7 separate regions of the Homo sapiens genome follow, and regions 2, 3, 4, 5, 6 and 7 are each linked to region 1. A link is a contact called in ENCODE Hi-C or POLR2A ChIA-PET data. All regions are on one chromosome and are shown on one strand. The core of a region is the stretch at or near the end of the contact, and the rest is flanking DNA. Distances in the headings are between cores, read along the strand shown. Region 1 holds the start of NDUFAF1 (NADH:ubiquinone oxidoreductase complex assembly factor 1). Region 2 holds the start of RPUSD2 (RNA pseudouridine synthase domain containing 2). Region 3 holds the start of VPS39-DT (VPS39 divergent transcript). Region 4 holds the start of KNL1 (kinetochore scaffold 1). Region 5 holds the start of RAD51-AS1 (RAD51 antisense RNA 1). Region 6 holds the start of RMDN3 (regulator of microtubule dynamics 3). Region 7 holds the start of DNAJC17 (DnaJ heat shock protein family (Hsp40) member C17).

What was found. Hi-C counts contacts between places; a loop is a spot of excess contacts on that map. ChIA-PET counts read pairs that join two places held with the same protein, here RNA polymerase II (POLR2A). Pooled maps may share reads with other maps.
Region 2: a loop to region 1 is called in a pooled map, with 8 times the contacts of the local background. The contact joins the promoter of RPUSD2 here to the promoter of NDUFAF1 in region 1. A Hi-C loop is called at or near these places in 3 of 168 maps with a recorded cell type or tissue (CD4-positive, alpha-beta T cell and CD8-positive, alpha-beta T cell) and 15 of 50 pooled maps.
Region 3: a loop to region 1 is called in a map with no recorded cell type, with 13 times the contacts of the local background. The contact joins the promoter of VPS39-DT here to the promoter of NDUFAF1 in region 1. A Hi-C loop is called at or near these places in 1 of 37 single-sample maps with no recorded cell type and 5 of 50 pooled maps.
Region 4: a loop to region 1 is called in a pooled map, with 8 times the contacts of the local background. The contact joins the promoter of KNL1 here to the promoter of NDUFAF1 in region 1. A Hi-C loop is called at or near these places in 1 of 37 single-sample maps with no recorded cell type and 6 of 50 pooled maps. POLR2A ChIA-PET finds 5 or more read pairs at or near these places in 1 of 52 experiments (IMR-90).
Region 5: a pooled map shows a loop between it and region 1 (15-fold over the local background). The contact joins the promoter of RAD51-AS1 here to the promoter of NDUFAF1 in region 1. A Hi-C loop is called at or near these places in 2 of 168 maps with a recorded cell type or tissue (CD4-positive, alpha-beta T cell and naive thymus-derived CD4-positive, alpha-beta T cell) and 9 of 50 pooled maps. POLR2A ChIA-PET finds 5 or more read pairs at or near these places in 1 of 52 experiments (PC-9).
Region 6: a pooled map shows a loop between it and region 1 (5-fold over the local background). The contact joins the promoter of RMDN3 here to the promoter of NDUFAF1 in region 1. A Hi-C loop is called at or near these places in 2 of 37 single-sample maps with no recorded cell type and 9 of 50 pooled maps. POLR2A ChIA-PET finds 5 or more read pairs at or near these places in 2 of 52 experiments (A549 and activated T-cell).
Region 7: a pooled map shows a loop between it and region 1 (8-fold over the local background). The contact joins the promoter of DNAJC17 here to the promoter of NDUFAF1 in region 1. A Hi-C loop is called at or near these places in 2 of 168 maps with a recorded cell type or tissue (B cell and CD8-positive, alpha-beta T cell), 1 of 37 single-sample maps with no recorded cell type and 10 of 50 pooled maps. POLR2A ChIA-PET finds 5 or more read pairs at or near these places in 3 of 52 experiments (CD4-positive, alpha-beta T cell, Panc1 and activated T-cell).

What each region holds. Positions count from the first base shown.
Region 1 is chr15:41,400,205-41,404,575 of GRCh38, reverse strand. It overlaps NDUFAF1 (NADH:ubiquinone oxidoreductase complex assembly factor 1), which reads left to right and starts at 2,080. Exons shown (of 5, transcript NM_016013.4): 1 at 2,080-2,432.
Region 2 is chr15:40,566,702-40,571,072 of GRCh38, reverse strand. It overlaps RPUSD2 (RNA pseudouridine synthase domain containing 2), which reads right to left and starts at 1,774. Exons shown (of 3, transcript NM_152260.3): 1 at 1,130-1,774. The coding sequence starts at 1,735. RefSeq lists enhancers at 1,143-1,192, 942-1,441, 1,503-1,832 and a silencer at 3,677-3,856.
Region 3 is chr15:42,206,541-42,210,911 of GRCh38, reverse strand. VPS39-DT (VPS39 divergent transcript) reads right to left here and starts at 2,511. Exons shown (of 3, transcript XR_932181.3): 1 at 2,228-2,511; 2 at 1,995-2,148. VPS39 (VPS39 subunit of HOPS complex) reads left to right here and starts at 2,608. Exons shown (of 25, transcript NM_015289.5): 1 at 2,608-2,831. The coding sequence starts at 2,759. It overlaps TMEM87A (transmembrane protein 87A), which reads left to right. Exons shown (of 20, transcript NM_015497.5): 20 at 1-465.
Region 4 is chr15:40,591,982-40,596,352 of GRCh38, reverse strand. It overlaps KNL1 (kinetochore scaffold 1), which reads right to left and starts at 2,104. Exons shown (of 26, transcript NM_144508.5): 1 at 1,961-2,104. It overlaps TRS-GCT4-2 (tRNA-Ser (anticodon GCT) 4-2), which reads left to right and starts at 2,447; the gene lies at 2,447-2,528. RefSeq lists enhancers at 1,625-1,944, 2,165-2,384 and a silencer at 2,505-2,554.
Region 5 is chr15:40,693,165-40,697,535 of GRCh38, reverse strand. It overlaps RAD51-AS1 (RAD51 antisense RNA 1), which reads left to right and starts at 2,431. Exons shown (of 2, transcript NR_040058.1): 1 at 2,431-2,524; 2 at 2,741-3,802. RAD51 (RAD51 recombinase) reads right to left here and starts at 2,362. Exons shown (of 10, transcript NM_002875.5): 1 at 2,111-2,362. RefSeq lists enhancers at 921-1,517, 1,518-2,115, 2,153-2,212, 2,683-2,832, 2,713-3,310 and 1 more.
Region 6 is chr15:40,752,972-40,757,342 of GRCh38, reverse strand. It overlaps RMDN3 (regulator of microtubule dynamics 3), which reads left to right and starts at 2,089. Exons shown (of 13, transcript NM_018145.3): 1 at 2,089-2,260; 2 at 2,553-2,746. The coding sequence starts at 2,560. RefSeq lists enhancers at 1,629-1,738, 1,829-1,948, 2,159-2,368 and a silencer at 2,484-2,698.
Region 7 is chr15:40,805,295-40,809,665 of GRCh38, reverse strand. DNAJC17 (DnaJ heat shock protein family (Hsp40) member C17) reads left to right here and starts at 2,193. Exons shown (of 11, transcript NM_018163.3): 1 at 2,193-2,297. The coding sequence starts at 2,220. It overlaps ZFYVE19 (zinc finger FYVE-type containing 19), which reads right to left and starts at 2,577. Exons shown (of 11, transcript NM_001077268.2): 1 at 1,798-2,577; 2 at 426-547; 3 at 208-258. The coding sequence starts at 2,076. RefSeq lists enhancers at 1,545-1,594, 2,225-2,274, 2,315-2,364, 2,825-2,914.

The DNA.
Region 1 (4,371 bases), core at 831-3,330:
CAAAGATCAAAAACAGCAAGAGAATGCAACAGGATTTAAAATCAGTAAGAGAAGATTTTAAGGAGAGGAGCCAAGGACAGTCAAGCATTTCCATCCTAGAAGGATGTGGCCATTTACAGAAATAGGGAGACAGGAGGAATTAGTAGGAGGAAAAATGACACATTTAGTTTTAGACATTTAGTTTTCTTTATTGCTCAAGGATATTTCCTAAAAAACAACAACAAAAAGACATTTCGATTTTTTCTTTTTCTGAGACGGAGTCTGGCTCTGTGGCCCAGGCTGGAGTGCAGTGGTGCGATCTCGGCTCACTGCAAGCTCCGTCTCCCGGGTTCACGCCATTCTCCTGCCTCAGTCTCCTGAGTAGCTGGGACTACAGGCGCCCGCCAGCACGCCCGGCCAATTTTTTTGTATTTTTAGTAGAGACGGGGTTTCACCGTGTTAGCCAGGATGGTCTCGATCTCCTGACCTTGTGATCCGCCCGCCTCGGCCTCCCAAAGTGCTGGGATTACAGGCGTGAACCACCGCGCCCGGCCGATAACTTATATTTGAAACTAGAAAAGAGGTAGAGGCAGGATGGGCCATGGAGAGACAGCCCGCATTAAAGGTTGTGGGAAGAGAATAGAAGAGTCAGTGATGGGGGCAGAAAGGTAAGGTTTGAGGGGGCAAGTGTAGAGTCTAGAGAAGCCAAGCCGAATTTGAGGAAGAGGAGGCGGCGCGGAAACTAGTGAAGGAGAAAACATGGAAAGGGCTAGTGTATTTAGTGAGCTCCTTCGGAACCTTAGAGAACAAAGGTGTTACGGAACTATATGCTCTCAAATTCACACTAAGCACTAAATTCCCGCCGCTATGGTACATTCTGGGGAAAGGAAAAACAGCGCAGTCTGGACCCAAGAAAGCTCACAGCGTGGCAAAGGAAGTGAGAAGTGAGTGAAAGATACAATGTTGATTCTGTCTTCCCTGGCAGTAAGAAAAAAAAACAAAAACAAACAATGTTTAAGTGCTTTGGCCGGGCATGGTGGCTCACGCCTGTAATACCAGCACTTTGGGAGGCCGAGGTGGGTGGATCATGAGGTCAGGATTTCGAGACCAGCCTGGCCAACATGGCGAAACCCCATCTCTACTAAAAATACAAAAATTATCCGGGTGTGGTGGCACACACCTGTAATCCCAGCTACTTGGGAGGCTGAGGCAGGAGAATTGCTCCAACCCAGGAGTCGGAGGTTGCAGATCGCGCCACTGCACTACAGCCTGGGCAACAGAGTGAGACTCCGTCTCAAAAAAAAAAAGTGCTTTAAGAGAGGTGTGCACAAGGTACAAACAGATGCCCTGAGCAACTGGCGACCGTGTGGGGCGAGACTCGGGAAGGGCTGGTAGGAGGGGCTGCTGTCCAGGTGCGTGGTGGTCCTCAAGAATTCATGGGGGCAATTCCAGCAGAATCGGCCTTTTGAGGCCTCAGGCAGTTCTTGTGGGGACCGAGGCGACAGATAAGGAAGGAAGGGATACAGGCGCGTTAGCAATAACTGGGTTCTATTTGAAAGACGCAGGGGGCCGGGCTTGGTGGCTCGCGCCTGTAATCTCAGCACTTTGGGAGGCCGAGGCGGGTGGATCACGAGGTCAGGAGATCGAGATCATCCCGGCTAACATGGTGAAACCCCGTCTCTACTAAAAATACAAAAATTAGTCGGGCATGATGGCGCGCACCTGTAATCCCAGCTACTCGGGAGGCTGAGGCAGGAGAATCGCTTGAATCTGGGAGGCAGAGGTTGTAGTGAGCCGAGATCGCGCCACTGCACTCCAGCCTGGGCGACAGAGCGAGAATCCGTCTCAAAAAAAAAAAAAAAAAAAAAGACGCAGGGATGGAGTTTGCCGCCTGAAAGGATACAGGAAGGAGAGGCGAAAAACTTATCTGAATTCTCACTGCTTCCTTACAACTGGCGACCAAGTGGACCAAAAACCTCCAAAAACCTCAGTTGGCTGGGCTACGGGGTCCTTGCTGTCCTTCCTGGGCTTCTGTACTCGGCCGGAACTTTGGTGTTCTGACGCCTTGTTTGGCATCGGAAGGGAAAAGCAGATGGACCTATACGGGTAAAGTGGCTTCTGGGCGGAAGGTACACTATAGGCTCGGGGAGGTAAGCGGCGGCAGGCCGGCGGTTGGTGTGTCCCGGGTGTGGGGAGGCGACAGAGCCCTGGCACTTGAGGGTTGAGGGGGCCTCCCCAGCGCGGCGAACCGTCTAGCCTCCGGAGGCCAGGCCGTGAGTGCGGGAGGTATACGCCAAGGCGGAAGAATTTTGCCACTCACTACCTGTGTGACCTCGGGTAAATTAGCCTTGGAACGTCAGTTTCTTCGTCTCTATAATTGAAATAATAATAGTACCTCTCTCAGGATTGTTGTGAGCCGTCAGTGAAACACTTAGAGCAGTTTCTGGCACATGGTAAGGCATGGATAGCTTTACTAATTCTACTCACTTCTAGCTGCGTGGATTGTGTTGTCAAAACCCACCGTCAACCTCAGGGCGGTATTGTCCAGTTAATAGTTTAGATTTTCTGTTTACTGGTAGAAAAAAAAAAATGAAACAAAGCATTTATAATTAAAGTTATATTATTAGAGAAGTAACACTACGGAGGGTTTGGAAAACATTTTATGAGCTATCATTTGTTTCTCAAATTTCGGTATGTGTAGAGGTAAAATCATTTAAGTGCAACCGGCGCGGGGGAATTTAAATATTATCCATAATTCCGGGACCTCAGATCAACTGTTAATTTTTCCTGGTTCCCTTAACGTTTATAATACATGTGAAAACATACTGTTTACATGGTTTTGATTTATCAACAAACCTTATTGATAATGTCGGCTGGGCGCGGTGGCTCACGCCTGTAATCCCAGCACTTTGGGAGGCCGAGGCGGGCGGATCACTTGAGGTCAGGAGTTCGAGACCAGCCTGGCCAACATGGTGAAACCCTGTCTCTACTAAAAATACAAAAATTAGCTGGGCGTGGTGGCGCACGCCTGTAATCCCAGTGACTGAGGCAAGAGAATTGCTTGAAACCAGGAGGTGGAGGTTACAATGAGCCGAGATCGCACAACTGCACTCCAACTTGGGGGACAGAGCTGGACTCTGTCTTAAAAAAAAAAAAAAAAAAGTTGGGCATGGTGGCGGGCACCTGTAATTTCAGCCACTCGGGAGGCAGAGGCAGGAGAAGCACTTGAACCCGGGAGGCGGAGGTTGCAGTGAGCCAGGGTCGTGCCATTGCACTCCAGCCTGGGTGACAGAGCGAGACTCCATCTCAAAAAAAAAAAAAAAAAAAAAGGTTGGGCGCCGTGGCTGACGCCTGTAATCCCAGTACTTTAGGAGGCCCATGTAGGCGGATCACCTGAGGTCAGGAGTTCGAGACCACTCTGGCCAACATAGTGGAACCTCATCTCTACTGAAAAAACAAAAACAAAAACAAAAATTAGCCGGGCATGGTGGCGCCCGCCTGTAATCCCAGCTATTCAGGAGGCTGAGACAAGAGAATCGCTTGAACCCAGGAGGCGGAGATTGCAGTGAGCGGAGATCTCTAGCCTGGTGACAGAGCAAGACTCCGTCTCAAAAAAAAAAAAAAGTATTGATAATGTCATTTTACCTATTGGTGTCTGTATCCTACAGAAAGGAAATACGTATCTGACTTGTTTCATAGGATTTGTGTGTGGATGGCATGAGATAATATATATCAGGGTGATATGAAAGTGTTAGGAGTAGGCTGGGCATGGTGGCTCACACCTGTAATCACAGTACTTTGGGAGAACAAGGCAGGTGGATCACGTGGTCAGGAGATCGAGACCATCCTGGCTAACACGGTGAAACCCTGTCTCTATTAAAAATCCAAAAAAAAAAAAAAAAAAAAAATAGCTGGGCATGGTGGCGGGCGCCTGTAGTCCCAGCTACTCGCGAGGCTGAGGCAGGAGAATGGCGTGAACCCGGGAGGCGGAGCTTGCAGTGAGCCGAGATCGTGCCACTGCACTCCAGCCTGGGTGACAGAGTGAGACTCTGTCTCAAAAAAGAAAAAAAAAAGTATTAGGAGTGGTATTCATCAGGTGCAGTGGCTCACGCCTGTAATCCCAGGTACTCCAGAGGCTGAGGCAGGAGGATCACTTGAACCCAGGAGTTAGAGACTCGTCTGAGCAACATAACAAGACCTCATCTCTATTTTTTTTTTTTTTTTTTTGAGATGGAATTTTGCTCTTGTTGCCCAGGCTGGAGTGCAATGGCGTGATCTTGGCTCACCACAACCTCCACCTCCTGTTCAAGCTATTCTCCTGCCTTAGCCTCCCAAGTAGCTGGGACTACAGTTGTGCGCCACCACACCGGGCTAATTTTGTATTTTTAGTAG
Region 2 (4,371 bases), core at 525-3,024, 830 kb after region 1:
TGCAGTGAGCCGAGATCGCGCCACTACACGCCAGCCTGGGCAACAGAGCAAGACTCTGTCTCAAAAAAAAAAAAAATAAATAATCAAGGTAAAATTTTTTTAATGGAGGAAAAAACCTCCATAAATCATCACTTATTACGATCTTGAACAAACAAAACTAAGGCTTAAGTCCAGGGATATGGGCTCTAGACCAGGATTTGCCACAGGCTCGCTACATGCTCTTGGGCAAGTCATTTATCTTTTCTGGGTCTCTGCTTCCTGTGGAATGTGAGGGTTAGACCAGATCTGTGCTTTAGAAATTGGGATAGGAGAGGGAATTCGTCAATGTATGATATATTGACGCAAATCGATTGATCAATGGAACAAGTTACTCCAAAACCATCCATTCCCCAAATGCTGTAATCGCCTTTTCTCCACTCACAACCATGGTAAACTAGTGTTACTGAGAGGTAAACAGTGTTACTTCTGACAGGGGTGTCTGGTACCTCATAGATGTGATGGAATTTTAAAGGAGTCAAAGCACTGGGCTAAACAATTCTAGTCTCTATCCCTGACATCTCATAACTCTATGTTAAATAGTTTAAGTAGTAGTTATAGGAACATAGGCTTTGGTAGTGGCACTGTTGATAGCCTTACCCCTGTGAGTTTCCTTAGTTTCCTCAGAGGTAAAATGGAGTGGCAATACCTACTTCACAAGGCTGTCATTAGAATTAGTGGACATACAATGTTTAACTTTGTGCCCAGCACACAGTAAAGAGACATAAATGATAGCCCCTATTATTACTATTTGCACAGAGATCTACAACGCAGGGTAAAGTGATCAGTGCCCTTGCCACAAGACGGTGTTTAAAGGAATTATGAAAATTCCAACTTCTGTCCCTTGGAAACAAGGAAGCTGCCTTGAGGAAGAGGATAAACAGGCTGAGTCCTGAAGCACAGACACCCTGGCCACTTGCGGAGGTGGGAAACGGGCTAAAATAGTGTTCCAAATGAAAGCGAGAACGCTTTAGAATTGCCATGATTTTAATCCAGTACCTATGCTTTACTAAGACTAAAAAACAAAACAAAACAAAACAAAACCCGGCCCCTTTTCCTCGCCCGCTTCTGGCCAGCCCCATCAGGACTCCACCTTGAGCACGATGTTGAGGTCCTGCACCGGCTTCTCGTTGAGTTGCAGGCGGCCCGCCCGGACCGCGGCCTCATAGTAGGCCAGGGGCTGAGCTCGGAACTCGGTACTGAAGACGTGCAGCAAGCTGTGGCCCACCCAGCGACCTTTGCAGTAGGTCCGGAAGTCAAAGTAATAGGGCCGCACCTTACGCAGGCCGCCCTCGAAGTAATAACTGGTTTCTGCAAAGTGCTCATCTCCGAAGCTCACCCCGGTCCGCCGCTTCTTCGGGGGCGGCACGACACGCTCCCTGGTTGCGCCCCGCCGCTTCTTATGCTTGCCCGGGCCTGGGGCTGCAGCCGAGGGATGCTCCCCGCCTACTGGGGCCGGCTCCACTTCCCGGCCAGCCGGCTTCGGGGGCCCGGGGGACAGCTCAACCTTCGCGTCGCCACCAGCGTCACCGTTTTGCTGATGCGAAGCCCTCAGCCCGCCCTCTGTCCCAACCTGGGTAGACACTGTTTCTGCCATTGGGCCCTTATCGCCACTCCAAGTCCTGGTAAAGCTAGGGCGCCTAAGGTCGTAGCGCCAATGTCCAAGAACCCTGAGCCATCCGCGGCGGTCCAGCCACATAACCACGCTGCCCCCACTCCACTCCCAGGGTCGCGATCTGAGGACGTCACTCGGCCCCAGCGAATCAGGGAGGCCCAGTCCCGAGGCGGGGTCTGCGATAAGTGAGCGAATGAGTGAGCTGCTCGAATTAAATTAGGTGAATTGAGTGAGCTTAGAGATGAGAGACTGTAAATGTCTCACCAAAAGTGACCTTACTCAGACGTCTTCCTATTAGGGAGATACGACGTTATTTATAAAGGAAACCCTTGGAATTGCTCCGTGTAAAGGCCATGACAGGAGTAGGTCGTGTAAATTCCGAGTAGTCCCTTGGGTCTGAAGAAACGCTTGAAAGGAGCTTTATTTAAGACAAAACAAAAACTAACAACCAGAATAAAGATTGCTAAACTCTGCGAATATACTAAAACCCACTGTATTCTATATTTTAAAAGGGTCAATATTATAGTATGTGACTTGTATCTCAGTAAGATTGTTATATATGTATTTAAAACACACACAAGCACCCCAGAAGCAATGTGTTCACACCTGTGTTTCCCCCTAACAGCATGAGAAGGATTAGTGATCCCCATTCGCCTCCCACATGCTTCCATCCTGAGATTAAAACTGCAAATAGATCAGAGGATATATGGCGAGGGTTCTTAAGTGCAAAATAAACCAACTCTGGCTAATTTCATCAGAGATAGAATTATGGAAAGTATATTAGTGCCTCATAGAATTCACAAGACAACTGGAGACTAGGCTCAGAAAAAGGGCCAAATCAAGGGAAACCAAGCCTTTTGAGAGCCTGGCTTCAGACATGTCAGGGAAGAAACCCAGTTGGGATGCAGTAGACACAAGAAACTATGTTGTGCCAAAGGACTCTTTTTCCTGCAGCCCTGCCACCCCTTGGAGACCCCTAAATCTCCCTGTGTCTCTGTGTCCCTCTTCCAAGGTTAAGAGTCCTGCAGGGGAGGACTTCCATCAGCCAAACCTCATTGCTCTGAGCCCTCACTTCCAGGGTGCCTGGAGATGGAAGAATTTAACCCTCTTTTTTTTTTTTTTTTTTTTTTTTTTTGAGACGGAGTCTTGCTCTGTCGCCCAGGCTGGAGTGCAGTGGAGCGATTTCACCTCACTGCAACCTCCGCCTCCTGAGTTCAAGCCATTCTTCTGCCTCAGCCTCCTGAGTGGCTGGGACTACAGGCACGCACCACCACGCCTGGCTAATTTTTATATTATGAGTGCTGGGATTACAGGCGTAAGCCACCGCGCCCGGCCAAGAATCTAACCCTCTTTGGTATCCAGAGTGGGATTCTTCCAAATAAGGAGGCATTTCAATGTTAGTTTGCCAAAAAAAAAAAAAAAAAAAAGACAGTCTAATTCTTATCCTAGGCATTTGTATTCTGGAGAGGAGAAAGGGAAATCTTTTTTAGCTAAATTCCTTCTTCAAGTCATTAGTCTCACCAAACTAACTGAGGGACTGCAGCTGAGGTATCCACAGCTGCAGAACTCCATATGCTGAAAAGTCTGATTCCTGACTACCTCCAGAAATAAGAGGTAGAATTCTCCATTGATTGTGGGGTATGTTAGAACCAAACTACTTCACAGGAGGGACATCATCTCTCAAGTGCATCATTTCATTAAGATATTTACAGTGAAAGCAGAACCTTATCCAAAAGAAAAGTATGTATTCTTAGCTAGCCTCTTTGCTCCATAGGATTGGGGTGGGAGAATTAAATTAGTTAATTCAAGTAAAATACTTGGACTAGTGCCTGGCAAAACTGTGGAGACAGAAAACATAGCAGAATCTTGTTCCTCCTCCCCTTCTGACCTACTAAATGAGAATCTGCACTTTAACATGATCCTCAGGTGATTTTTCTGCATATTAAAGCTTGAGAAGCACTGGCATAGACCATGTAGAGTAGACATTTGTCATATTCTGTAAACATCCAGCATCTTCCGAACACCCTTCTTTTGGGTGGGGAATTTCTCACATTTCATTACTGCCCCCAAAAGGTAGAAGCCAGAGCCTTCCCACACTCTCTTGCAGCTTGGACATAGGCATTTGACCTGGGCTCTATCTCTTAGACAGAGGCTTTGGTTCAGAGGCACACAGCCGCGGAAGCAGGCTCAGTGTGAAATCCGTGTCTAACAAGGTAGCATTGGAGGCATCTAATCTGGGAGGCCAACAGTCGGGGAGGTTCTTGTGTCAAGTACCCAATCGACGAATAATGCCAGCTATAGATGTTCAGTGGCTGTGGGGTGTTCCCTGAGCAGTCTCTCAGTGAGATTCAGATACTGTCCCTGGCTGTATAGACCTAAAGCCTGACTCTCCACTCACCTTGAGGTTCTGTGAACTATGTAATATTCTCCAATCCTGTGCTATACAATAGGATCACCATTAGCCATGTGCTGTACAATAGCCACATGTGGCTAATTAAATTTAAATTAATTAAAATTTTAACAAGTTTTGAAACAAGATCTCACTCCCATCACCCAGGCTGGAGTGCAGTGGCACGATTTTGGCTCACTGCAGCCTTGACTTCCCAAACTGAAGTGATCCTCCCACCTCAGGCTCCCTAGTAGCTGAGACGACAGACATGTGCCACCATGACTGGCTAATTTTTTGTATTTTTAGTAGAGACGAGGTTTTGCCACATTGC
Region 3 (4,371 bases), core at 1,262-3,761, 810 kb before region 1:
GCAGGGTCCTTAGGCAATGTTTTGTTTGCCTTTATGCAGAGAGGTGCTCCAAGTGCTGTGATTGAGCACCGTGCTAGAGGAACTGTAATGCTTCAGAAGTTGTAGCTTATACAAAGGAAACAGGTCCTGCTGGCTTAATTTAAACAGTTATTGCATGAAGTAGCGTGGAGGCCCTGGACTGCTGCTCGTTCTTTAGGATGGACTGTTCTGGTATCTGGTATTGGTTTAGAGACTGTTAATAAGGGACATCACAAGGTGATGGGATTCATTTGAAGCACTCTATTTCTGTTTTAATGGTTTTATCCAATTTTGCCTTCCCAAGATTTTTGTTCTACATAAAAAGTTCATGCCACTTTTTAATATAAAAAAATTTAACAAAATTAATGTATTTTTCTCATTTTTTTCAAACTTTTTCTAAAGACTCTTTCTGTCAAACTCATGAAAAATTTCTTTCTATGGCTTTTATTCTAGATTGTCTTATTTTCTGTTAAAACCAATGACCACATGACCACAATCTTCACTAACTCATACTGCAGTGAAAGTGTTAACCCTTAGGTAGTTTCTCTACAACTCTTTGCTATGGTGATTTTTAAAAAAGTTTCCTAGGAAGTATCTCTGAGGAACAGCAATCTGAAGAACTGACTATATTCTCATGCTAAGTCATTAGCCAAAAGCTGGTGGTATTGTTGCATGCTGCTATTGCATATTAAAACGTAGCAGATGAATAATAGTTGTAATGCAGCAGGATAGTTGGTCAAATTATTTTTTTAGGCTGCTTTGATGTTGACTTGAGACTAGGAAAAAAAAAAGCCCATTGTGTTAAGCGGGAGTGTATAGTTCAAGTTCTATAGCCTGGGCCCTGATAATTCTACTTACAGCTTTCTGTATTACTGGGAATAGATATAGTGTGTCATTTCTTAGGTTCAGAAGAAATTGATAGCTTTGCAGTAATCTGTAAAACAATATAAACCTTAGGGTTTTGGGCCTGAACGAAAAGGTACTAGACCTTCCAGCACAACAGCTGGTAATTCTAAATTTTTAAGAAGGTGATCAGCTTCTATGGTGAAAATCAGCTATAACACAGGATTTGTGTAGCAATTTTCATGTTTTTGACTACTTGAAAGTACTTTTCACTTGATTATCAGAACAGCATTTGGTAAAGATGGGACAAGTATTCCTAATTTACATATGAAGAAACTGATATTGTGTAAAAATAAAATGACCAGGACCAGTTTTTTTGACTTCATATCACAGACTTACCCTTTTTCTTTTACATTTTTGCTTTAAACCCAAATGCTTAATTTTTTGACCTACGATGTTTTCCTAGGGGGAAATGACCAGATATAGATCATTCTTGCAGCCCAAACTTTGTTGTTTTTTAAGTCTTCAAGGGGAATACTAAGGTAACCGCAGACAGTACAGGTCCCAGGTCCTATAGGAGGAAAAGCCATGACACCTTCCTAAAGGAATATTAGGATGTAAGACACAGCTTTGGAAAGTTGAATTGGTAGGAATGTGGTCATCAAATTAAAAGGAGGCTTATTTCACTGACTTCCAAGAGTTAGTGAATCATCTCTTGCCTAAACTCTTGCTACTCAAAATGTGATCCAGGGACCAGCAACATCTGGGAGATTTTTGGTGCTCAACTGAGGGTCTTACTCTGGTCCTACTGAATCAAAAGAGGCATTTTAACAATGTCTCTAGGTGATTTGTATGCACGTTAAATTTGAAAAGCATTGGCCTCAAATGGTGGTTCTCAGGGTAATTTTGCCTCCCAGAGGACATACGGAAAAGAGACATTTTTATACCTCTGTGGGGAAGATAACTGGCATTTGGTGGGTGGAAGTTAGGGATGCTGTTAAACATCTTACATTGTACAGAACATGCCCCCTCCCCCAACAAGAAATTATCCTGTCCTAAATGCCGGTAGTGCTATCGCTGAACAACCCTAACCTAAAATGGTGGTTCTCAAGCTTTTAAGTGCATGGACTCACCTTGGGGTTTATTAAAACATAGGTTGCTGTTCCCTTCGAGTTTCAGATTCAGTAGAACTGGAATGGGCCTGAAACTTTGCATTTCTAACAAGTTCACAGGTGCTGCTGCTACTGCTGTTGTTGCTGGTCTAGAACCACTTTCAGAACCACTGGCCTAGAACAACCATGAAAGCATTAAGGTAAGGTGCTTGTACTAATTGGGATATAATGGTAATACTAAAGCTACCACTTACTGAGAGCTTAGTGGGTGTCAGGTGTTGCTAAGCGCTCACGACACTAGGTCACAGGTATTTACAAAAATTTTGCAGATTAGGAAAGTATGGCATCGAAATATTAAATTTTCTAAATCACAGCTAATTTCCTAATTGGTAGATCTCCGTCTGAGGTCGACGCCAAAGGCCGAGTTTTTAACCATCACGCCCACTGCCTAAAGCAGTTCTAAGATTAAGAGTTTGTTCCTTCTATGGTAAGCCCATGGCTACTCGGGATGGAGTAGCTATGGGTCCAGAGTGACGATGGCAACTCAGCAACAAAACAATTCATTTAGAGTGCACCGGGAGGAAGGGGCGGGACTTCGGCTGCGGAAGAGGCGGGCCTAACTAGCAGGAAGTCCGGGGTTGACGATGGCTGTGTTGTTGAAGGGCCTGTAGCCGGGGGGTTCCTGGCCGGATCCCGGTCTACCCTTAGCCCAGACTCGTTCCGGACCCCAGCCCGGCCCGGAACACTCTGGGCGAGACGGCGGTGGCAACTCTCCCCTTGCCGCCATGCACGACGCTTTCGAGCCAGTGCCGATCCTAGAAAAGCTGCCTCTGCAAATCGACTGTCTGGCTGCCTGGGGTGAGCCGAGGGGCCGCGGGGCCGAGGCGGAGTCAGCACAGGAGCGGTCCGGATCTTTTCTGAGGCCGGGGAAGTGGACAGGCGTCCATCCGTGTGGGCTTCGGTTGGATGCTACACGAGAGGGGCTTAGGATGAGAGAAGGCAGAGAGATGACCACCGGCTATAGACATCGATGTCTGTGGGGCTACTTGGGTGATCCCAGTGATCCAGTCATTTAGGGGAGTTCCCCTTGCTTTTGCTCTCTGTGCAGAGTGGGAGGATGAGCTTTCCTTTTTAGTTGTGCTCAGCTTTGGCCCATTTTGATTCCCACGAAGACTTCATTTTAGAGGGTCAAAGCAGTAAGAAGTTCTCAGCCTGCCAGGGGCTTGAAGTTGTCCAGATGTTTGTGTTGTTTTCTAGATGAAAGTCAACCCTGGTTTTGGGGGCATTGAACAAGTTAACACCATATGCTTTTTTTTCCCCTTAGTGATCATTCGTTCATTTCTCATTCCTGTAGGGAACTCATGTAGTTAGCTAACCTTTGAATCTAGCCAAGCGGTTGATTACCTTATATCCAAAGTGTCCAAGTTACCTAACTGTAGGCGGAAGAGTTTCCAGACTGTCTTGAAACCTAACCCATAAAAACTAGCATAGTCCTTTTGGGATTGACTAGTGCAGAAGGCCGGGACAGACATCTCTTGTGTGCTCTGAAATACAAATGAAGGTTTCAGGGATAACGGTGAACATTGTGCTCTTATCCGTGAGTGACTGGTTTGATACCAGCCGCCAAAGACCAAGGAAATCATTTCTAACTTTCCTCTTAATGTTTAGGTCCTAGAAATCAAGGACCATAAAAAGATGATTCAGATCCCTTAATCAGATCTTATACTGAGCTAGATAGGTAACCATGATGGGCCTTATGGAATCTTGGTGGTGTCTGATACCATGTGCGTCAGCTGTTCACAGTGTCACCGAGTCATCCTTGCAGAGTTCTTGATGACTTCTTCTGTAGGGTTCTTTCACGAAGAATTTTCATGTTAATGTGCACCCTTCCTCCTTTAGCAGCTCTGGGTCTCTTTAAAATCATACCTCCACAGTAAGCAGTTCTAGTCCTTTGGGTTAAGAGGAGAATCCTACTTCCTCCAGACATCTCAAGAAAACCAATTTCTGTCATTAAATGCTCTCATTAAACATTTAAATAGAGGAGGAGAAAAAGTTTTTAAATGAAAGACCTGACACTGCATGAAAGGATTAATTCCCCCATTGCTTCATCAGATATACTTATTAGGTGGCTACACGGGCCATTCTCTTTGCTTGGGACAGTAATACAATGATGAATAAGAAACAGTGCCTGTGCTCCTAGGACACACACTGGGGGACAAATACACGTGAACAGATTATAATACTAGAGACATATGCTGCCTATTATTGCAACATGGATGAGGGGGTACCCAACTCAGCTAAGGACATATGTTTCTGAAAGGGATTAATGCAGCTGTGGCTACACTTGACTTAGCTCGTCAGAATCCTTGACTCTGATCTCCTGTTGGACCATTAGCAC
Region 4 (4,371 bases), core at 855-3,354, 810 kb after region 1:
GTGAGCCAAGATAGCACCACTGCACTCCAGCCTGGGTGACAGAGCGAGACTCCGTCTCACAAAAAAGAATAAATAAATAAATAAAATTTAAAATATCATATTTTCCTTCAATTTCTGTATTTTTTTAAATGGCTACTAAGTTTGGGACATATATACTTAATGTTTGGACCCAACCACTGTACTCAATAAATAGACTGTTAGGTATTTCTTTGATCTCAGGGTGCCATGCATCAAGAAAATTTGGGAACCACTACTCTAAATAATCCGTAGGTCCTCAAACAGCGACTGAGCCCAATTAGCCTTTGAGCTAAGAGTGTTTTTTTACCCTTTTAATGGATTGTAGAAAACAAGGCAAGCAATAACAACTAAACAAAGAATATGTGACAAAGACCATGTAGCCTGCAAAGCCTGAAATATTTACTATCTGGCTCTTTGCCCACTCCTACATTTATACGACCGATATCTAGAGTTAGTATTTTCCGGGATTGTAGGAGGATAAGAGTGAAATGACAGAGACTCTAGACCTGTGCTGTCCAATATAGTAGTTATTTACATTTAAATTAATGAAAATAAAATAAAATTTAATAATCAGTTCTTTGGTCACAATAATGACATTTCAAGTGCTCCATAGTCCCATGTCGCTAATGGGTAGTATGTTGGAGTGCACATATAAAACATTACCATTTTCACAGGAAGCCCTGTTGGACAGCACTGCTTTACTGGCAATATCTAGAGTCAGTATCTTTTACAGTCTATTATTTAACATCGAACACATCATTAATACTACCATTCCAAACATTTTAATTCAATTTACATGTATTTATCATCTTGTAAAGATTTCCAGCCATTCGCAAAGTCAAGAATTATACTGCTTTGACCCTAACCTTTAATTACCAAAATTTTACCACATATTAACTCCCATCTGTAAATCATCTCTCCAACCAACGTCCACCTCAAATGCGGTCTTCTCCACAAATCCATCACCAAAAGCATCAAATAAGCTCTCCCTTTTCCGTGCTCCCACACCACTTTAGAATGTCCTATAATCTTTTACATTCTGTCTTGTATTCTAGTTATTTGTGTATATTAGTTATTTCCCTTTGTAAACCCCTCTAGGTTTGGGAATCATCTGTCCCCGGCCCTATCACAGGATAAGGAACCCAATAAATATCTACAGGATTCGACGGAAGTGAAAACATCAATTTTAATATCTAGACTGGAATAAGCTTCTGCTTTGGTCTTCATCCACATCCTTTATCTGTTAATGCCTATTAAACCTATCTGTAAAATTCCAATCGGCAATACTTTTTCCTCCCTCAAACTTGAGTATTTAAATAAACGTGAAGAATAAGGGCTTAAATCCTGAGGAATAATGAACAGAAGAGGATTTTTAAAAACTAATTTGCGCAGTACTAATATTGACTTCATTTGTTAAGGTTATTATACTTGCAGAAAACGAAAAATCTGTTACGTGCGGCCAGCACTCCGAGCAGACACCTTAAACCACGAAGAGCTGAGAATTTTAAAATCACTCATTGCTGTCACTTCATTTAGAGCCAAAAAAAGCTTAAGTGAGAAATACAAACAGCCGAGAGGTCCCTAGGGAAGAGCGGCAGGGGTGCAAGAAGAGTCCGCGAGCCCTGACAGAGGACGGCAGGGCGGGGCGGAAGAGGACGCCAAGAGAGCGACGGACAAGCAACCCGAGCCGGGTGGCCGGAGGGGCCGAGGTGCAGGCGGAGAAGTGTTAGGGAAGCGGGAGGCGGCACAACGTACAGGCCGAGGAGGGGAAAAAGGGCACAGTGTGCCCGGCCCGGGGCAGGGGCGTCTACTCGGCCCGGCGCTAACGGAGGCCGCCAGGCTGAGGGAGCGTACCCTACCTCCCACCGCAGGAACTTCAGGGCGCCCAGACAAAACCCGAAGCCTTCCCTGAAGCCCAGAACGAAAGAGTCATTCTCTTTACCTGCCGCGGCAAACCTCCTCGACAAATTTTGCGCAGACTTGTTTGGGGTCCACACGCTCTGAGTTTCCTTAGAGCGGAAACAGACAGCCGCCTCTAGCAGTCCGCTCACAACGCCCGGCTCGCCTCAGTGAAGTATTCAAATCTAACCGCCTAGGTGATGCGCACGCGCAAAGCGGCTCTACGCGTCGGCTCCGCCCCTTAGGTTCCAGACCAACCCTATTTCTAAGACTCCTTTAGGGAAACTACTTTCCCAGACTCCGTGCCAATTTTATTTCCTTCAGCTTTATCTCTTTTTCGACCGAATTTCCTCTGCCCCTCCCCAGTGGAGACCTCCCCCACAATCGTGGGAGCGGCCATCTTCTTTCGATTGCTTGCTATGGAAGTGATTGGACTTTGGCTTCCGTACAAAATGGCGGCTTCCATAACATTGCGTCACAGCCCCTTGATATTACTCCCTATAGCAATCAGGAAACAGTAACTTACCGGGACGAGGTGGCCGAGTGGTTAAGGCGATGGACTGCTAATCCATTGTGCTCTGCACGCGTGGGTTCGAATCCCATCCTCGTCGATGTGGTGGCTTACTTTTGCTTGTAACCAAAGTAAATTTGCAGAGCAGAATAAATTTTTTAATAACCAAAGTAAATTTGCAGAGCAGAATAAATTTTTTAATAACCAAAGTAAATTTGCAGAGCGGAAAAACTTGAATACTTATTATTTATTACTCAATTAATCTGGCACCATCAGTTTCAGGCCTGAAATGTTGAAATACAGTATTTGGAACGTTCTGACATCACAGATAAAGAAAAGGGAGGGAAAGAGACTTTCCAGGAATCAGAAATCATGCTGGATTTAATTTCTTTTTATATGGAGTTAACAACAGTGAATAGAATTCCACAATTATTACCATCCCATATGTTCCAATGCTGCTCTGTTCCAACTTTAACACAGCTCCTAACTGAGGAGTTTCAATTATTGTAGACTGTTACTCTGGGGTTTTTAACACCTGTCCTGATTATGAGATACCAGGTTTCACTTCAAAAGCTACCATGAGACACTTTATCCGGTATTTATTATCTACAGGCACCACATGTTTTACATGAATTACATCACTATAACCCTTGATCATGACAAATATTTTTATTACTCCATTTTACAGATGAGGAGACTGAAAGATTAGCTTGCCCGAGGTTATACAGCTTCTAAATTGAAGAAAGGAGAGTGTAACCCAAATCTACTAGACGCTGGCTTAATCACCCTTCTAATCTGTGCTGTAGATTAATAATTAGTATTTATCAATCCTACACTGTGCTGTAGATTAATAATCAGTATTTATCAATCTTTTGCAGTCATGGTTTACAGATTGTCTCCTCCACAAGGCTGTCTGCATTGCACCATGCTCCACAACACGGCCTCTGGCAGGTGCTTCAGCAAGGTTTGGGCACTGAGTATGGAAAGCAGTGGCCCCATTCTCTGCTGGCTCCAGTGGCTTCTTTCTGTTACAGATCCAAATCCGTTGGGAATGTTGATACCTCCTTGGGCTCAGGACATTGAGTCACCCTTCCTTAGCCTTGCTCTCCAATGCATTCTCTACCCTGCTGCTAGGAAGGGTTTCTGCTGGGTTCCACGCATTTCCAAGGGGTCCATGGATAGAATTCAGTGGGTTATTTGGTTCAGAAAAAGATTTCATCCTTATTTCCACACTCCCTAATTGAAAGCACATCCTTCAATAACGGTAAGCAACTAACTACAGTAATATTAACCTTATCCATTATTTTGTCACCAATAGAAATCACAGATATTTTTATATCAGATTACTGTTATTGCTTTACGCTCATTGCTACTTCAAAATTGTGGTAATTTTTAGACCTGCTATTATGTCTTGTAATGTTATGCATTCATAAAGAAGTGCATGCATTAAGCTGGGCGCGGTGGCTCACACCTGTAATCCCAGCTCTTTGGAAGGCTGAGGTGGGTGGATCATTTGAGGTCAGGAGTTCAAGACCAGCCTGGCCAACATGGTGAAACCCCATCTGTACTAAAAATACAAAAATTACCCGGGCGTGGTGGCACGTGCCTGTAGTCCCAGCTACCGGGGAGGCCGAGGCAGGAGAACTGCTTGAACCCGGGAGGTGAAGGTTGCAGTGAGCCAAAATCATGCCACTGCATTCCAGCCTGGGCGACAGAGCAAGACTCCATTTCAAAAAAAAAAAAAAAAGTGCATGCATTATTATATTATTACATCACAAACTTTGAGAATATTTTGGCAACTATTCCAACAAAATTGGTTGCCTTTGTATTCTAACATATTTAATTTTATACATTTAAAAACAACATTCTGGCCAGGCATGGTGGCTCATGCCTGAAATCTCAGGAGCAGCCCTTGAGTCCGGGAGTTCAAAGACAGTCTGGGC
Region 5 (4,371 bases), core at 1,182-3,681, 710 kb after region 1:
TGTCAAAAACAAAGTAACACTTATTATTTTCACAACCTTGGGACAGAAAAAGATTTCTTGAAACTGGATGCATAACGCACTAGCCAAAAAGGAAAAGACTGAAAACTGAACTACATTTAAATTCAGCACTTCTACTGGGCACTGTGGCTCACGTCTGCAATCCCAGCACTTTGGGAGGCCAAGGCGGGCAGATCACCTAAGTTCAGGAGTTCAAGACCAGCCTGACCAACATGGAGAAATCCTGTCTCTATTAAAGAAAAATACAAAATTAGCTGGGCGTGGTGGCACATGCCTGTAATCCCAGCTACTCGGGAGGCTGAGGCAGGAGAATCGCTTGAACCCGGGAGGCGGAGGTTGCGGTGAGCCAAGATTGTGCCATTGCACTCCAGCCTGGGCAACAAGAGCCAAACTCTGTCTCAAAAGGAAAAATAAATAAATAAATAAATAATAAAAAAATAAATTCAGCACTTCTATTCATCAAAGGACACCACTAAGAGAGTGACAAGTCAAACCACAGTAGAGAAAACATTTAGCACAAACATAACTGAGGGCTGATAACCAGTATATAAAGAACTTCACATCAGTAAGAAAAAGATAATAGAAAAATAGGCAAGAGATTTGAACAAGCACATCACAGAAGATATCAAAATGGGCAAAAACATATGAACAGATGTCCAACATCATTATTAATCAGGAAAATTAAAATCACATTAAGACATTACTGTGTAACCAGCAGAATAGTTAAAATCAAAAAGGCTGAAAAATATCGTGTTGGCAAGCATGTGAAACAACGAAACACTCAACACTCCTGATGTATTTTTATATAAAATTCAAAAACAAGCAACATTAGTTCATCTCATTAGAAACCAGTATAGCAGTTACCACTGTAAAAAGGGGAAAATATTAAATACTACACAGGAAGGCTTCTGAGGACCATTCTATTAAGTGGTGATTACATAGGTGTATATTCATTTTGTCTTGCTCTATCGCCCAGGTTGGAGTGCAGTGGCCTGATCACAGCTCACTGCAGCTTATACCTCCCAGGCTAGATCCTCCCTTCTCAGCCTCCTGAATAGCTGGGCCTACAGGTGCACGCCACCATGCCTAGCTAATTTTTCCTATTTGTAGAGATGCGGGTCTCACTATCTTGACCAGGCTGTTCTCGAACTCTTGGGCTCAATCGTCCTCCCGCCTCCACTTCCCAAAGTGCTGGGACTACAGACGTGAGACACGACGCCCGGCCAGTATATTTTGTAATAATTCACGGAGTTGTATACAGTTGTGAATGTGAATTTTTCTACATGTATATTACATTGCGCTTTAGAAGTTAAAAACAAACAAACAAACAAAAAAACAGGGGCCAGGCGCTGTGGCTCACGGCTGTAATCCCAGCACTTTGGGAGGCAGAGGCGGGTGGATAACCTGAGGTCAGAAGTTCGAGACCAGCCTGACCAACATGGTGAAACCCCGTCTCTACTAAAAATACAAAAATCAGCCTGGCGGCGTGGTGGTGGGGGCCTGTAATCCCAGCTCCTCGGGAGGCTGAGGTAGGAGAATCGCTTGAATCCGGGAGGCGGAGGTTGCAGTGAGCCGAGATCGCGCCACTACACTCCAGCCTGGGCGGAAGAGCGAGACTCCATCTCAAAAAAAAAGTTTTAAGAAAACCAAACCTCACTTCAGATCATTCTCTAGGCATCATGTGAATGGTTTTCCGCATTAGATGATGAAAACACTGTTTTGGCAATCGGAGATTGGTACTTTCTAAGCACGGTGTAATGGAAAGACAGATCAGGAATCCGGAAGCCCTGGCTGTGATATTAAACAGCTGTGGCTACACCGCTCTGATCTCGGACTTCTCGCTCGAACCCATAAAATAGGTGTTGCCTATAAAGGCTCTAATGTTTCTCCCCTAGTTCTAAAGACTGAGGTCCACTTGTGTTTTCGCCCCAGCAGCTGAGGGTCGGTCGGGCGCGGACACGCCCTGCCACGTCCGGGTTTCACACTGCGCGCGGAGGCCCCAACTGCCGCTGAGCACTGGACCGGCCAGGACGCAGGTGGGCGAGGACGAGCCGCGGCTCTGGAGGGCCCAGCCTGCGCCTCACACACTCACCTCGGTCCGCAGCGCTCCTCTCTCCAGCAGGCCCCGCGCTCCGACTTCACCCCGCGGGCGTGGCACGCGCCCGACCCGCACGGCCCCCAACGCCCCTGGCTTACGCTCCACTTCTCTACTCGCTTGCCCCAGCCTTCTGCGCACAACCCAGATGAGTTGCAGTTCCCAGCTGCACGCCTCGGGAAGCGCCGCACTCTCCTTAGGGCTCGGTCTCTGGCCGCTGCGCGCGGTCCGCCAGCGGCTTTCAGAATTCCCGCCAAACCCTCTCGCCCAGGGTCACGCCCGCGTCGACGTAACGTATCCCCGCCTCCCGGATCCGCCTTCTCCCCGCTTCCGCCCTGCGCGCTAACCCAAGACGGGAGCTCGAGAGCTTGATCCTGCGCGAGTTTACAGACTGCCCTCTTCCCTTTTTGCGTAAGGACTAATTCAAACTTTATGCCGGGGGCGGTGGCTCACGCGTGTAGTCCCAGCTGCTCGGGAGGCCGAGGCGAGAGTATCGTCTGAGCCTAGGAGTTCGAGGCTAACCACGGCAACGCCCCTACTCCTACCCCAGTCCCTCGCGGGTGGGGCGAGGGATTTCAGGGGGCGGTGGGGGAAGACTTAACCGAGTTGCCGTCTTCTGTTTACCAGATCGAAGACCACGACTCCCAAGAGGTAATGCGTCGGCCCGGGACTACATCTCCCGGCATGCATCGCCGGCGGGTCCGCGAGTTCTCACCATCGCAGCTGGACTATTAGCGGGGGCCCTAGCGCTCTTGTGGTTTGTTTCGGCAGTATCTGAATGTCAGCTTTTGGCACTTCTGGTCGCTCTGAGCCTCCTACTCGCATTCCTGGAGCAAGGTGCTTTCCAGGCCTCATGGAGGTGGAGGAGCTGAGGAAGCTCGAGAAGATGGATAGAAGTGGGAAATGGAGCTAGCGTACGGGAGAGGGAAATGGCTGGAATATTCGTCAATCTGTGGTGCTTTACTGGAGATTTGCAGGAGTTCAGAGGAAGGGGGCATTGAATTTCATAACCTAAACCGTATCGTGGTTTACCAGAAAGTTTTGACCCGTGATTCCGGTTTTAAAGGCTGAGTAGGGCCGGGCGCGGTGGTTCACGCCAGTAATCCCAGCAGTTTAGGAGGCCAAGGCAGGCGGATCACCTGAGGTCAGGGGTTGGAGATAAACCTGGCCAACGTGGTGAAACCTCGTCTTTAGTAAAAAATACAAAAATTAGCCAGGTTTTGTGGCACATGCCTGTAATCCTAGCTACTCGAAAGGCTGAGGCATGAGAATCGCTTGAACTCAGGAGGAGGTTGCAGCCAACCGAGATCTCGCCGCTGTACTCCAGCCTGGGCGACAGAGCGAGACTGTGTCAAAACAACACCACAAGCTAGCTGAGTAGGGATTCTTGGGCGAAGTGGAAGACATTATAAGCAAATAGGGTAGTATGGGCATGGAAACGAACTACATGATTAAAGATTAGTATTATCTGGCGAGGGAGGAAAAGTGCCAGAGCAAGTGCCGAAACTGGAAGGTTACATTTAGTTCAGGATATGAAGATCATATAAGGCCTGCACGGTGGCTCACACCTGTAATCCCAGCACTTTGGGAAGCCAAGGTGGGGGAGGATCGCTTGAGCTCAGGAGTTGGAGACCAGCCTGGGCAACATAGTGGGACCCCATATCTCAAAAAAAAAAAAAAAAAAAATAAGCTGGGCGTGGTGGCTTGTGCCTGTGGTCTCAGCTATCCCGGAGGCTGAGGTGGGAGGACTGCTTGAGCTCAGGACGTCAAGGCTGCAGTGAGCTATGATGGGCCACTGCACTCCAGCCTGGGCTACAGAGTGAGACCTTGTCTCAAAAGACAAGCGACAACAACAAAACATGTAAGGAGAGGCCAGGCGCGGTGGCTCAAGCCTGTAATCCCAGAACTTTGGGAGGCCAAGGTGGGCGGATCACGAGGTCAGGAGTTCAAGACCAGCCTGGCCAAGATGGCAAAACCCCATCTCTACTAAAACTACAAAAATTAGCCGGGCGTGGTGGTGCATGCCTGTAATCCCAGCTCTTTGGGAGGCTGAGGCAGAGAAGTGCTTGAACCCGGGAGGTGGAGGTTGCAGTGAGCGAGATCACGCCACTGCACTCCAGCCTGGGCAACAGAGCAAGACTCCGTCTCAAAAAAAAAAAAAAAGGTAAGGAGCTTTGGTCTCTAGGTACTGAAGAAATCATTGAAGTTTTTAAGAAGACAAGTCATTTGGTTAGATCTATTTTCCCTCCACTTACCAA
Region 6 (4,371 bases), core at 840-3,339, 650 kb after region 1:
CTGGGCTGTGGAGGGGGTGGGAAGGTGGGCAGTGCATATCTCAGGCAGCCAGGCCTTTATTACATTTGCAAAGCTAGTCTGCAGATGCAGCACAAGATAAAGAGCTCTGTCCAGAGCCACCCACCACACTGCTGATTGCCCTGGCAGACACGTGCCTGCCAGATAACATCTTTAATATCCAGGGGGAAATGAATTCCCCTGCTTGGTCTGCCCATTTGGCCTAGCCTCTCATCACAATCCGTTTATCTCACAGAGCTGCCTCCCCCCCGTAGAGAGGAGAAATTATTGTTCTGCCACTGAGTTTTCTGCCACAGCTGAGAACACACTGTCAAAGTGGCAGGGCGTGCTGTCGGTCACGCCTTCTTTTCTTCCTTCCTCCATTCAGCTTTTATGGATGCTTTTGCATTAGAGCTGTGCCAGGCACAGGGGACCTGGGATGAATCAGGAGTGAACCCCATCCTGGAAGAGTGGGCAGTCCAGTGGTGTAGACAGAGTAGAAAGCAAATAATCACAGAACAGAGTGTAATGGGTCTGGTGCGGTGGCTCACGCCTGTAATCCCAGCACTTTGGGAGACTGAGGCAAGCAGATTACTTGAGGTGAGGAGTTCGAGACCAGCCTGACCAACATGTAGAAATCCGGTATCTACTGAAAATACAAAAAGTAGCCAGGCGTGGGGGTGCAAGCCTGTAATTCCAGCTACTCCGGAGGCTGAGGCAGGAGAATTGCTTGAACCCAGGGGCGGGGGAGGAGGTTGCAGTGAGCCGAGATCGCACCACTGCATTCCAGCATGGGCGAAAAGAGCGAAACTCCGTCTAAAAAAAAAAAAAAAGTATAATGGAGGCAATAGAGCCACAGGAGCAAAGCAGGGTGAAAAGCTTAATTTCACCAAGGTGGTGATCTGGGAAGGTTTCCAGAGGAAATTTTTATTTCCTCCAAAATAAAGTGTATATATATATATATACTTTATATATATATAAATATATTTTTTGTTGTTGTTGTTTTTGTTTATTTGTTTTGAGAGGAGGCCTCACTCTGTTGCCCAAGCTGGAGTACAGTGGCGAGATCTCGGCTCACTGCAACCTCTGCCTCCTGGGTTCAAGCAATTCTCCTGCCTCAGCCTCCCGAGTAGCTGGGATTACAGGCGTGCACCACCATGCCCAGCTAATTTTTGTACTTTTAGTAGAGACGGAGTTTCGCCAGGTTGGCCTGGGTGGCCTCGATATCCTGACTTCTGTTGCCCAGAGTGATCATGGCTCACTGCAGCCTCGACGACCTGGGCTCAAGTGATCCTCCCATCTCAGCCCCCAGAGTATCTGTGACTACAGTCACGTGCCACCACGGCCGGCCTCCTGTATTCTTATATGTATACAATATCTCACAATTAAAGGGTAAATAAATATAAGATCTAGTCAAGGGTATTGGGAGGACTGGCCTAGATATTTCTTTCACTAAACTAAATTTTAACTCTTAAGAAATGTTCACAATAAAATTGTTATCATAGTCCATAAAATCGGTCTTTTTAGTTGCCACAATTATAAGAAGTTGCATACAATTACAAGAGTAAAACAGAATTATAAGACAGCACGTTAGGTTTAAGATTTATGGCCGGGTGCGGCGGCTCACGCACTTTGGGAGCCCGAGGCGGGCGGATCGCACTTTGAGAGACCAGGAGAGCGGGACCCAGTCTCTACAAAATAAAAATAAAAATAAAATGTGGGGAGAGCGTGACGTTTTCCAGGTACAGAGGGGAGGTCCAGGCAGAAGCGCAGGTAGAAAGTGTGAATATGCTGAGCGTATTCCGGGAGCAGCAAGTTAAGCCGGTGTGACCGGAGGGAAATGGAGGCCTGGCTGCCGGACGGTGAGGGTGACTGCGCGAGCGTCCGCCCAAGAAGTCTCCCTGCCTTCCCGCCTTTCCCCTGTCTTGGGCCCCTTCTTGCTTTCCTTTCGCGCTCTGTGCTGACTCCGCCCCTCCGGCGGCGCCCGTGGCCCCGCCCCTGAGGGAAACAGACAAGGGGCGGGGCCGGCGCGGTCATCTCTCTGCGCCTTCCCGCAGGGCGCCGAGCACCTGGCGCCGCCTGCCTGACGTCACGGTCACTGACAGCGTGAGCCCGCGGCGGCTGCTGCCATGGTGGCTGGCGGCCGGGTAAGGGTCTGAGTGGATCTCCTGCCAGGCCAGAGCGCCTTCGGGGGCCGCGGCGGAAGGCCAGGAGTTTGCAGCCAGGGCGCCGGGTTTGTGGTCTGCAGTGTCGTGAGGCTGAGGTGGGGGTTGAAGGCCCAGAAGCCGGACTCTGTGACCCGGGTCGGGGGGTGTACTGGAGGGGCGGCTACGTCCAGGCTGGGTGAGAAGAGAGGCAGTGGGGCCCAGGAGGCTGGAGGAAGCCTTAGGGTTCAGACTGGGGTGCACGTAGTCGAGAGCTCAGGGTTTGGGCAAGGGGATACCTGCCGGGGTTCAGCCTTGAGGGTGGGTTTACCGGGTTCACGAATCTCTCTCTCTCCTTACCCCCGCCCGCCCGCCCGCCTGCCTGCTCCCGGTGACTTCTGCTGGCCGCAGGTGCAGCATGTCTAGACTGGGAGCCCTGGGTGGTGCCCGTGCCGGGCTGGGACTGTTGCTGGGTACCGCCGCCGGCCTTGGATTCCTGTGCCTCCTTTACAGCCAGCGATGGAAACGGACCCAGCGTCATGGCCGCAGCCAGAGCCTGCCCAACTCCCTGGACTATACGCAGACTTCAGATCCCGGACGCCACGGTAGGAGCCCGTCTCCTGAGACCGCGGTCACTGCAGACTAATGGGCCTGAGGTCTGGGCTGCTTTCGGTGGAGACTGTGGGACAGGGTAACGGAGAGAAGTGCTTTAGGGTTTCACTTTTTTGGAAGCTTGTTGAAAAAGCAGTCGTCGGGCTGGGCGCGGTGGCTCACGCCTGTAATCCCAGCACTTTGGGAGGCCGAGGCGGGCGGATCACCTGAGGTCAGGAGTTCAAGACCAGCCTGGCCAACGTTCAACCAGATGTCAACATGGTGAAACCCCATCTCTACTAAAAATACAAAAATTAGCCGGGCGTGGTGGCGCGGCCTGTAGTCCCAGCTACTGGGGAGGCTGAGGCACGAGAATCGCTTGAACCTGGTAGGCGGAGGCCGCAGTGAGCTGAGGTTGCGCCACTGCACTCCAGCCTGGGTGACAGAGTGGGACTCTGTCTCAAAAAAAAAAAAAAAAAAAAAGCAGTCGTGGTTTTCTCTACTCTTTCGCCTGTACTCACAAGAAAGTATATTTCAAAAAGACTGTTTAACTTTCACTTTTAGTTCTGGCCACAATAGTGCTATGTGGGTATTAAAGGCACTTGCTTAGTGTTGGGTGAGGTGTGTAATAAGTAGAGGAAGAGTCCAAAAGAGGGCAAAAAGAATAATCTTGTAGGGATTAAAAGTCTTGAGGCTTATGTATTAAATCATATATTAGAATTTGAAGACAACTTGGCAACTATCAAGACAACTTGGCAACTATCTCATTCAAGTTTTTTTTTCTTTTTATCCCTCCTATGAGGAAACCAAGATTCAAAAAGATGGTATAACTTTCCTGAGGCTGTCACAGATTAAGTGGCAAGGTTGGGCCTGGTCACCTGGTCCAGTGGACTTTCTACGGCATAGGGCTAGGAGCACGCTTAATGCAATTGAAGCTGAATGTGGCTGGCAGCCTGTACAGCTGAAATGAGTAGTTCTTGCAGATTTGTCAATTCATTTGAGCAAAGGATCTAGGGCTGGTTCAAACTACTACCATCTTTGTGCAAGAGGAGTGTTTTTTTTCTTTTCTTTTCTTTTTTCTTTTCTTTTCTTTTTTTTGAGATGGAGTCTCGCTCTGTTGCCCAGGCTGGAGTGCAGTGGCATGATCTTGGCTCACTGCAACCTCCGCCTCCCTGGGTTCAAGTGATTCTCGTGCCTCAGCCTCCCGAGTAGCTGGGATCACAGGTGCGTGCCACCATGCCCAGCTAATTTTTGTATTTTTAGTAAAGATGGGGTTTCCCCATGTTGGCCAGGCTGGTCTCCAACTCCTGGCCTCGGCCTCCTAAAGTGCTGGGATTACAGGCGTGAGCCACCACACCTGGCCAAGAGGAGCGTTTACATTATCTCACTCCCATGCTAATTGGAAATGAGTGTTTTCTCTGATTGCCAATGTTAGATGGTTTGGAAAAGTTAGTTTTGGAGTCTTCAAAGAGCTATCAGCTTAGATTGCAAATGATTGTCAGCATTTTATAATCTTGTGGTAATCTAGTATTGGAGTGTGCTTCCTTCCCTTGTATTTTGTTTGTAATTGCTTCGCAGTAGTGTTTCTTCTGAGATTAGAAGAAAGTGGCCACATTGCCAGGGATCTTTCTTGCACTAC
Region 7 (4,371 bases), core at 944-3,443, 600 kb after region 1:
CTGAAAGGACAAGCTCTACCAAGTGCCTGTCCTGGAGAGAGGGCTGAAGAGCTGCTTTACCAGCCCAAGAGGGCAGTCAGGAGCCAGAGAGGAGAGAATTCTCCTGATTCTGTGCTCATTTTATCTAGAAGATGGGGGCAGGGTCTTTCCCTATGGCTCCCTTATCCTTTCCCCAATGCTCTTTGTCTTTTTCTCTTCAGCACTTACTTCTTATAGTTCTGAGGTGGTGACCACTTGGAGGCATTGGCAGAAGACCCTCTACAGAGAAGAAATCTAGTGTTATAAATCCTGCCATCCCACCAGGCAGTGCCCCCCACTCCAAACACTTCCTCGGCTGACTCTCGCGACAGAGTACAAAGCTGTGAGGGCTGGCCAGATGCCCACTGCCATACTTGGCTGAACTTTCACCCATGCCTGCCTCTTACCTGGTCAGGACCTCATGGCATTGCTTGCAGACTTTCTGTTGGGTGTTCCCAGTCCGAGGCACTGCTGCACTGAAGCTTAGGCAGCCTGAACAGAAGGCCCTGCCACAATTCTTACAGCCGTACTACAAGAAACATGAAGCGGGAGATCCCCCTCTCACCCGCCCCTGCAGGCTGCTCCCAGGGACTCTCCAAGCACACACAGAGAGAAGTCACTGAAGTTATGACCAGCTGCTGGGAGGAAGAAGAGGAGTGGGGCCCCTAAGGCCTAGGGATGGTGAGTAAAGCAATTCCTCGGTTTCCAGTACCTTATTCAAGCCAAATGAAGGTTTATACAAAATTCCCATGCTTTCTACCCTGTCTTCAATTCCCTGACCCAGGGATGTAGAAGACAGATAGATAAAGCCCAGTATTTCAGGCCACTGACTCTTCCACAAAGGAGAATCAGAGAGACAGGGCAGAGCCGATGCCTCCTCTGCTCTTGCAGAGATGGAGGGAGGCTTGGCTCAGGATGGGCTAACAATAGCCTCCATTTATTAAGCACTTACTATGTGCCAGGCACTAAACCCAGTACTTAACATTCATCATGTGATTTATTCCTTACAATTTACACACATTATTTTACTTAATCTTGATGCCAACCGTGATTATCCTTATTTTGAGAGGGCCAGAGAGGTTACATAACTTATCCAAACCAAGGTCACCGCCTCAATAAGACAGCAGAGCTCAGATTTGAACGCTGACTCCAAAATCCAGGTTGGTGAATGCTGCACGGTCCTGCCTTCCTGCGTGACACTAATTTACTCCATCTAGTTCCCATCATCTCCTGGTCAGAATCCCTGGCCACAACTGAGGCAGAGGGAACCTGCAGTTTACCAGAGGAATCTGGCAGGTCTGTGATAGGGACAGGACAGTCAGCCTTCACCATGGTGCCCCGGAAGCAGGAGGAAGTGTGGTAATCTAACTCCAGCGACCTGGAGAAGGGCAGGCTGCGGGATGGGGAAGATTTCAGAGCAGAGGGAGTAACGGGCTTGGTGTGATGGACACCGCGCTTCGGAGGAGCAGGGTGGAGAGAAGAAAACCGCCAGATGCTACACTGGGCCGACAGAAAAGAGTAGCTTTGCAAAAACGACGGCAGCGCGCTTTACAGTTTATAGGGAACTCTCACCTAAAGCACTTCAGTGGACCCTCACATAAACCCTGAAAGCGAGAGAATGTTAGCCCCATTTTACAGAAATGGAAACTGAGGATCAATGACTTCATCAAAACCACACAGCTGGAAAGGAGCCGTAAGACCAAGTCTTTGGACGTTAAGTCCCGCGCTTTTCCCTCCTCTCCTCCCTGGCCCTGCAGCCCTCGGGGAGGGAAGACTCGCCTCCTTCTTGAAGAGGGTGAACTTGACAGCGCAGCCGTAGCACCTACTCTCCATGGTGGCTCCCAGCACCGCAGGGTCTGCAGAGCTGAGATCACGCCGGCCAAGTCCTGGGCCCCTTGGACCCTCACCCCAGCTCCGCCCTTCCCTTCCCTGCCCTGCCCCGCCCCACACGCCCACTGGCACTGTCCCGCCGCGACCTAGAGCAGGGAATCCGGACGCTCTCCTGCAGCCAGCGTACGGCAGCGGCGGCAACGGGGGCTGCTGGGAGTCGTAGTTCATTCACGACTGCCGGCCTCCCTCAGAGTCAGTCAAGCCTGACCCAGAACACAATTCCCAGAGGGCTAGGCGCCGCTCGGAGCCTGCAGTCCTCACGCGCGCTTAGACTCTTGGGAGTTGTAGTACGAATCCGTCAGGCCGGAACCATGGCAGTGACCAAGGAGCTCTTACAGATGGACCTGTACGCGCTGCTAGGCATTGAGGAGAAGGCAGCGGACAAAGAGGTGAGAACGGTGGCGAGGAAGGCTGATCTTGAGAGGTCTGGCGGTCCTTCCTGTCCTAGCGCCTCGGCCACTGCTGGCATCCGCTCTCCAGGTTCATTCGGGTCCTGGGCGGGGAGCGAGGGTCGGCGCTATGCCCTCCGCAGGCGGGCTCCCAGACATTTCCTGGACGGTCCGAGGGCCTCAAGAGGAAGCGGGGTACAGAGGGCTCTTCGCGCCGGGTGGCTGTGCTCTCCCCGTGGCCCCTGTCTCCTAGAGGCCGCGGGGCGAGGCAGCAAGGAACGCTAGCCTCCTCTGCGCCTGCGCAGTCTCGGCCTCCGTTTCCGCTTCTGCCTTGACTGTGACAAGAGGTGCCTCATTTCAGTCTCTTCTGCAGGCTGATTTAATTCTTCCACTAAGAGCCTAGAACGAAAGAAAAGTAAGATCTCAAAGCCTCTCCACTCCCTTTTCATGCCCCCTTGCCAATGTGACCGATGACCCTGCTGTCTCTATTTTCTTTTCCACTCAAGCCCATTGACTCTTTTCAAGTAGCTGATGCCCTTCTCAGCATGTGCTAGTTAGTGGGCTAAAAGCAGGAGGATCAGAAGGTTAAGGCAGATGGTATAGAGGTCCATGCTACCTTAGGTGGTGATAAAGATGCCAGGGAGTGAAACACTGATCAAGCTGGATTTAGGATTTCTTTTATCTCCCCCTGGATCATGGTGGTAGTTTTAACAATATACGAAGGAGAGGCGTTCATCAAATGAAAATTAGTGCCCAACTGAGCCGAGATCGCGCCACTGCACTCCATCCTGGGCGACAGAGCAAGACTCTTTCTCAAAAAAAGAAAGAAAGAAAGAAAATTAGTGTCTACTAGGCCGGGCGCGGTGGCTCACGCCTGTAATCTCAGCACTTTGGGAGGCCGAGGCGGGCGGATCATGTGGTCAGAAGTTCGAGACCAGCCTGACCAATATGCTGAAACCCCTTCTCTACTAAAAATACAAAAATTAGCCGGGCGTGGTGGCACACACCTGTAGTCCCAGCTACTTGGGAGGCTGAGGCAGGAGAATCACTGGAACCCGGGAGGCGGAGGTTGCAGTGAGCTGAGATTGCACCACTGCACTCCAGTCTGGGCGACAGAGCGAGACTGTCTCAAAAAAAAAAAAAAAAAAGGAAAAAAAAATAGTGCCCACTAATGTCCCAGTACTTCTGGGCTGCCCTGCTCATGGGGTGAGTGAGCTTTTGAGAAGAGGAAGCTCTGGGGCAGAAAATCAGAGAGACCCAGAGGGCCCTTGAGAAATGCTGTCAACCTGCACAAATCTGTCCCCTGCAGCCGCAGCTGAAATCAGAAATGGCCATGGGATGTCTATGAAGCATCAAAAGCATCTGCTCCACCTCTCTCGTGTTTCAATATTTTAGGATTAATAATTCCTAACATCTGTATAATGCTTACTATGTCCTAGACAGTATTTTTTTTTTCTGGATAGTATTCTAAGTGCTCTATGTTTACAAATTATTATTTTTTAAATTCTTTATTATTATTATTTTTTATTATTGTTTTTGAGACGGAGTCTCGCTCTGTGGCCCAGGCTGGAGTGCAGTGGCGCGATCTCGGCTTACTGCAACCTCCGCCTCTCGGGTTCACGCCATTCTCCTGCCTGAGCCTCTCCAAGTAGCTGGGACTACAGGCGCCTGCCACCATGCCCGGCTAATAATTTTTATTTTTAGTAGAGACGGGGTTTCACCGTGGTCTCGATCTCCTGACCTCGTGATCTGCCCACCTCAGCCTCCCAAAGTGCTGGGATTACAAGCGTGAGCCACCGTGCCCGGCCTATTATTATTTTTTGAGACGGAGTCTCGCTCTGTCGCCCAGGCTGGAGTGCAGTGGCGCAATCTCAGCTTACTGCAACTTCTGCCTCCCAGGTTCAAGCGATTCTCCTGCCTCAGCCTCCGGAGTAGCTGGGACTACAGGCATGTACCACCACGCCCGGCTAATTTTTTTTTTTTTTTTTTTTTTGAGACAGAGTATCACTCTTTGGCCCAGGCTGGAGTGCAGTGGCATGATCTCGGCTCACTGCAACCTCCGCCTTCCTGTTTC